Regions from separate parts of the Mus musculus genome. Here region 1 is linked to region 2. Evidence: chromatin contacts called from ENCODE POLR2A ChIA-PET data. All regions are on one chromosome and are shown on one strand. Each heading gives the region's core, a stretch centred on a gene start or an enhancer-like site at or near the end of the contact. The rest is flanking DNA. Distances are from core to core; before and after follow the strand shown.

What was found. ChIA-PET counts read pairs that join two places held with the same protein, here RNA polymerase II (POLR2A).
Region 1: POLR2A ChIA-PET joins it to region 2 with 14 read pairs in Patski. The contact joins the promoter of Kctd17 here to the enhancer-like site in region 2. POLR2A ChIA-PET finds 5 or more read pairs at or near these places in 2 of 5 experiments (Patski and embryonic stem cell).

The regions. Positions count from the first base shown.
Region 1 is chr15:78,426,521-78,429,926 of GRCm38, forward strand. It overlaps Kctd17 (potassium channel tetramerisation domain containing 17), which reads left to right and starts at 2,044. Exons shown (of 8, transcript NM_001289671.1): 1 at 2,044-2,347. The coding sequence starts at 2,138.
Region 2 is chr15:78,382,529-78,385,958 of GRCm38, forward strand. Tex33 (testis expressed 33) reads right to left here. Exons shown (of 7, transcript NM_028522.1): 5 at 2,753-2,897. Among named protein-coding and RNA genes, the nearest start is that of Tex33, 12 kb to the right of the region's middle. Within about 2 kb of position 1,824, at least 1 of the 3 ENCODE cell types and tissues checked has a DNase peak (open chromatin) inside an H3K27ac peak, as active enhancers do.

The sequences.
Region 1 (3,406 bases), core at 794-3,293, 44 kb after region 2:
GGGGGAGAACATTAGGTGTCTGTCGGAGGAGCTTGTCTGTCCAGGGTAGGGGTTCTGAAAGAAGGAGAAGAATTTGAGGCAAGCCTTCCTCTTTATTCACCCTCAAGGTACTGGCCCATCTGACACCAAACAGGGACAATGTCCAGATGTGTGCTGGACTCCCACTGGCCTGCTTGGACCGGCTGTGTGGACTGTGGTCTCCTCACCTGTGGTGTTGCCATAGGAAGGAGGGACAGCTTCCGAGTCAGTGAGGCAAGGCTTTGAGGTTGACTCTGCTCTCCATAGCCTCTCCCAGCACTGTCCCACAGTCCCTGAGCCTCCTTTTATCTACTGTAAGAGAGGCATGGAAAAGTAGGATCCATATCTGAGAGTCCCGGAATGAGGACGGCCCATGTGTGGGCACCACTTGAACCAGGAAAGCTCTCAGTGAACAGTACCTGCTGTCCTGGTGGCTGCCGTCATCACCCTGATCGCGATGGCACACCAAGAGTGTGGTCTTGAGAGCACGGTGCTCAATGAACTTATCTCTGATGGATGCTTTTGGTGTCTGTGGCCAGGTACTTATAACAGGGCCCTGCCTGGAGGACATCACAGGTATATGTGCAGCCCGAAGGAGGAAGATCTGACCTCCATCCTTTGCAAGGGGTTTGCCCCTCTCACCTCCCCAGTGATGGGTCAGCTTGACACAGTTTAGAATCACCTGTGAAGAGAGCTAGTGATGAATTGTCTGAATCAGGTGGGCATGACTGTAGGAGATTGTCTTGATTACATTAATTGATGTGGGAAGACACAGCCCACTGTGGGAGACACCATTCCCTAGGCTTCAGCCCAGGACGGTGTAAGAGTGGAGACAGTGAGCTGAGTACAAGCATACATTTGTTCTCTCTCTGCTCTTGATTGTGGATGTGGCTAGCTGCCTCGAGGTCCTGGAACCTAGACTTCCCTATAGCAAAGAGCTCATATGGAATTATGAGCCAAATAAACCATTTTCTTCCTACGTTAGCTTTTGGCAGGATGTTAATATTACATCAACAGAAAGTGAAACTAGGCCATCCCTAAGTCAGGTCTTTTTGTACCTGCTGTGTTGTCCTAAAAGGAACAACTGTCCTCAGGAACTCACTGAACAGTGGGGTGAGAACAGCAGTGACCATGTCCCCCAAACAGGATCCTCCCCCTCCCCTGTTTCCTCTCCATTCTGCTAGCCCAGCAATCACCTTGAATGCCAATGCTAGAGTGACCATTTCCAAACCCTAAGCCCATTCCTCCTTTGCTGAGAGCTTTGGAGCCTCCCCAGTCCTGCTGCACACCCCACACTCCCATCAAGGAAAGGCATCTGGGGGGCCTGGGCATCTCAGCATCATGGGGGAGGGGGCTATTCTAAAACTCCCCTTCCCCACTTTGTAGAGCCGATCCATGCCTCATCTCCAAGCTTCAGGTCAAGCACATATGGAAGCCAAGTGGCACCAGAGAAGCCAGTACCTGAACTTCATCTTCTGAACGTTCACTCTTTAAGCAGACTCCGTAGCATTCAGACTAGACCAAGACTGGCATCCAGAGCAACCCGGCAGGGATGCAGGAAGCTTAAAGGAGTCATATGTATGCTCACACAGCTTCTGGCACACAGAAACGTTCAGCCAGCCCTAAGCCCAACTACATATCCTCAAAGAATTTAGGAAGAGGTGGTGACTATACCTCATCCCCGTGGTCTTTGCCACACACGGGACAAAAAAGAAACACTGCTGATGTGGCTCATGCACGCATATGCACACACGCACATGCTCACACACAGGCGCGTGCGCCTATTTTTAAAAGTAGGTTCAGGTAAATATAGGAATTTCTGGAGGAAGAAAGTTCTTCTCAGGTCAGGTATTCCTCAGCTGGGGCCCCCGTACAAAGCAGAACAAATGGGGGGGGATAGCCAATGAGGAAATCACTGTTTTCGCAGGGCCTTCTGCAAACCAAGCAGTCTGGCCACACGGAGAGACCAGATGATAGATCACCAAGAAAGGCAATGTGGGGCGGGACGTGCTGTCCGAGCAACACCAGGACAAGCGCAGAGCATCCCAGCCCTGGCTCCAGACTACAGCTCCCGGCATGCCCTGCACCTGGTACTCGCCCGCGGCGTGCGGAGGGAAGGATGCAGACAACGCGGCCGGCGATGAGGATGGAGGCCGGGGAGGCAGCGCCACCGGTGGGGGCGGGCGGCCGCCCCGGGGGCGGCTGGGGCAAGTGGGTGCGGCTGAACGTGGGGGGCACGGTGTTCCTGACCACCCGCCAGACGCTGTGTCGGGAGCAGAAGTCCTTCCTCAGCCGCCTGTGTCAGGGCGAAGAGCTTCAATCGGACAGGGTGAGCCCTGAGCCCGCTGACAGGGGGGTCCTGGCCCCGCGCTCCCGGGCTGTCCCGCCTGCGCGTCCCTCGGCCTCTGGCTTTCCTAGGATTCTGAGGCGGGGAGCCGAGGCAGGAGGAGGGGGAGGAAGAGGAGCCGAGAGGAATAGCTATACCCATTGCCGTGGCAACGGGACAGCACAGGCCGCAGCCATTTAGAGCTTTGGAGAGCTGCCCCAGATCCGGGACGCTTCCTTACTGTGGAGCGCTGGGGAGGGACCAACAAACCGGGCCTGCCTTACTGCCCTGGCTGACTCTTAAAGGAGTTGATGCGGCTGCTTCTCCCCGCCCTTAGGGTGTGGGCAGCTGAAGGGTACAAGGAACTAGATGGAGGAGGCCTGGGTGTCTTGGAGCTGGGCTTAATGTAGGGAAGAGCACTGGCTTTGGAGCTATCACTTGTGGGCTCACCCTGCTCTCCTGCCAAATTCCCAAATGACCAGGGAGGAATCGGGAGGAGAGGGGAACTTCCCTGCTCTCTGACTTTGGCCTCCTAGTGTGCAAGGCCTCTGGAGTTGGCTTGTCAAAGTCCCCTGTCCCCCATTCTGTGGCCCTCTTACACTGTGCCCTTGGGTGAGTCCCCTGTCCCTTGATGTCTCCGTCTTCTGTGCTGGGTTGTCCAGATCCCAGTCCTCCCTGCAGGCTGCACTTGTCCAATCAGAGTGCAGCTTCTTTGGAAACTTGCAAACATCTAGTGAATAGTGGGGTTGGCTGGGGGTGGGGGTGGGCGCGGTACACAGCCTCCAAGAGGGAAACTTTCCTAAGAGGGAAATTCACTGGGTCCTGTGCTGAGAGAGAGGTAAGGGGCCACTCAGGAATCCGGTCACCCTCTATACTCACATCTAATCCTCTGACTATGGGAGAAAGAAGCAACGCTCCAGAGGCCAGATGATTGGCTCAAGGTCACACAGCCTGGAAAAGGCAGAGGCAGGGTTCGAACCCAGATCCTTACTGCTTTCTTCCTGCTTCCTCTCTCCCTGTAGCCATTCTTCCAGCCAGCCTGTGGTGACTTGAGTTTATGTG
Region 2 (3,430 bases), core at 574-3,073:
GACCCAGCCCTCCAGAGTTGCCACATGGCACACTGTACCATCCAGATGTGCAGTGGGCCAGCACAGTAACTTAGACCAAGTACTCTAGTGTGAGCCTGAAATGTCTTCCAAAGGGCCCATGTCAAGTGCTTAGTCCTCCTGTTCGGTACTATTGGAAGATAGTTGAAACCAAGGTAGGGTCTACTGAGAGACTTCAGGTCACAGGGAATGGAGGAGGAGCCCCGATGAGATAATAGGACCTTGACTTCTTCTTTCTCTGTTTTTGCTTCTGAATCATGAAGTGAATGGCTTCCCTCCATCTCACACTCCCTGCTGTGACATCCTGCCTCACCAAAGCCCCCAGAGGGAAGAAGCCAATTGATCACCTTTATGTGACCTTCAAAACCACAAGGCCTAGTAACGCTTTCCTCTCTTTGCGGTTTTGATTTGTATTTGCTACTTTGAAAAAAGACTTTATTCTTATCACCAAGGCTAACCTGGTGCTCACTAGGTAGCCCAGGCTGTCCTCAAGCTCACCGTAATCCTCCTGCCTCTGCCTCTCTGCCCCTCTGCCCCTCTGCCCCTCTGCCCCTCTGCCCCTCTGCCCCTCTGCCCCTCTGCCCCTCTGCCCCTCTGCCCCTCTGCCCCTCTGCCCCTCTGCGCCTCTGCCCCTCTGCGCCTCTGCGCCTCTGCGCCTCTGCGCCTCTGCGCCTCTGCGCCTCTGCGCCTCTGCGCCTCTGCGCCTCTGCCCCTCTGCCCCTCTGCCCCTCTGCGCCTCTGCCCCTCTGCGCCTCTGCCCCTCTGCGCCTCTGCGCCTCTGCGCCTCTGCGCCTCTGCGCCTCTGCGCCTCTGCGCCTCTGCGCCTCTGCGCCTCTGCGCCTCTGCGCCTCTGCGCCTCTGCGCCTCTGCGCCTCTGCGCCTCTGCGCCTCTGCGCCTCTGCGCCTCTGCGCCTCTGCGCCTCTGCGCCTCTGCCTCTGCCTCTGCCTCTGCCTCCTGAGTGCTGGGATTACAGGCATGTATCACTGCATCTAGCTAACCTTTTTATAAGTTGATTATCCTGGGCATTTATGTGGCAATAACAGAAGGCTAACAAGCACATCAGGCTGCAGTCATCGGTTCCTCCTTCAGTCCTTCCTCATTACTGTCCCAGTGTCTACCCTATCTGGTCTCACAGATCCCCAGTGTCTTTCTCCACACTGCACTGGAGCAAACCTTCATGCAAATTGAACAAGTCCATTCCCCTGTCTCCCACACTACCTTAGTTTCTTACTCCACCCCAGAAAAAGACTTTCTAGGATCCATGACCCAGACTGTTTTTCCTGTCTGGCTTCTCTCCCCTGCCTCAATGCAGCCACGCCTCACCTACTCCTAGCAGGGAGTGCCAAGGTGAATCCCAGGAGGTGGACCTTGACAGGGACACAGACAGTCACATGCTTAGAGTGCTGCCGGCCAAAGCCCTCATTCTGGCGTCAGTCTCCCAGTGCAGGCTGCTCCAGTCTAGTGTCAAGATACCATTTACATGCCAGTCAGTTCAGGAAAATCCAACAATGGACCCTTGTGAGCCTTGGGAGTTGGCGGAGGCTGGTTCCTGCTCTCCCTTGGCACACACACTTCCACCGCCTAGGCCGCATGAGGGGAGCTATGGTTCCCTAAAAGCAATATCCTTTTATGCTCATGCACGTAGTTTATAGTGTAGAGTAGGTAAGAACTCTTTGGTGACCAGTGTGGAACAGGGAAAGGAGAATCCCAGTCTCCGAGAAAGAGGAGTTTGATCCAATCTAGCTTCCCTCCCCCAGCCAGTGACAAAGAGCCCTCAGGCTCAAAGAAAAACCCAGAAAGGCTTCCATTGTGAGTCTGGTTCCTGGGGTGACAGGGACCCAAAGCCAGGGAAAGGAGGTCTTGCCAGACAGACCCTGGGAGCACTGAAGACAGCTGGAGGGAGGAGGGCCAGTTAAAGTGGACTTTAGACAGTGAAGCTGAGTTGAAAAGGGTGCAAAGAGAAGCAGCTCCTGCAACGCACTCTGTACCCCCAAATCCTAGAGAGAAGACCTGGGAATCCTGTTACCCCTAGGGACCACCACTGTGAGTCCTGCCTCTCATCGTGGGTCTTGCTCTTGGCTGCAAGCCCAGCTGTGACACAAAGCCCATGGCACTCATGAACCAAACAGGACTGGCCGGGCCAAGTTATCCTTCTAGAAATGGGCACCTCTTCATCCCACATTTTCCGCAGGTGATGTCACCATCGAGCTCCAGGGAAGGAAAAAACAAACAAAAAACAAATGACCTGTCACCCTACTGTCCTGGAATCCTGCCCATAGCAGTAAGGACCACTTTGTCTTTATCAACCCAGTTGCACAAGGAAGAGACAGAGGTTCAGAGAGCTGAGGCCTCCTGTTCACAGTCGTCCCCAGCCACTAGTGAGTGACCAAGCTGACCTTTGAACCCAATAAAGCTGCTCTTGTCACCATCAACAAAGGTGTCAGAGGTCTGGAGTACCTAGGCCTCCTGTTTGCAGACTAGAAAACCATAGGTGTCTAGTGAGGGAGGGCCTCACTGTAACCTGCATGTGAAGTCACACCTGCCAGGGACTAGATGATTCTGGTATTCCCACAGGGCACGTCAGCAAGGAGGATGCCTTGGGTGCTTGTAAAGTTGATGTCTGTAGGATTGTGCCTTTGGGCCTTAAGATACAGAATCCCCAAAGACCTCTGGTGCCCAATGTCCAGGGGACCGAGCATGCTTTACAACCCCACCCTTGCCTTTTAACCTGACCTTGAAACAAGTTGGATCGCATGTGGTAGCCCAGGTCATAGTAGTCTGAGAAAATGGAGGAGGCTTGCATGGGGCTCTGGGTCCTGCTAGGCCATGAGCTTGGCCTCTTCTGGCCCTCAAACATTTCACCAATGGCCTGTCGAGCCTGATGGGGGAGGCAAGGACAAGAGACAAAGTGACCAGGAGGGTTAAGTGAATGTCCTCTCCTTCCTACCCTGCCTTCCTCTCTGCAGGCTGCAGCCCCCAGGGCCAGTTCTATACCTCCCCCATCCAGTCTCTCCTCCCAGTGGGCAAAGACATGAGCGGACAGCAATGATCCTATACATGTTGAGCTCCTACTGTATACATCATCAGAAAGAGGCTCTTTATAAGCTGAGTCTGTCCCCACCATTGTAGAGTTGAGGAAACAGGACTTCAAGAGGCCAGACTTCCCCAGTTTACACAGTTGAGGAACCCTAGAGCCCCAACTTGCTGCCTAATACTAAGACATCCCATAAATCAAACTTCTTAGTTGACACTGAGACCAGCTTCTTTCTCATACCAGGAAGGAAACTGAGACCCACAAGGTTAAGGCTGGGCCTATGAAGCAGGAAACCATGAGATCAGTTTTGACATAGAGCAGGCTCTTGACTTTGGCAGGTCTTGGGACCCTCTAGGCTTCTATTTTCCTACTTGTAA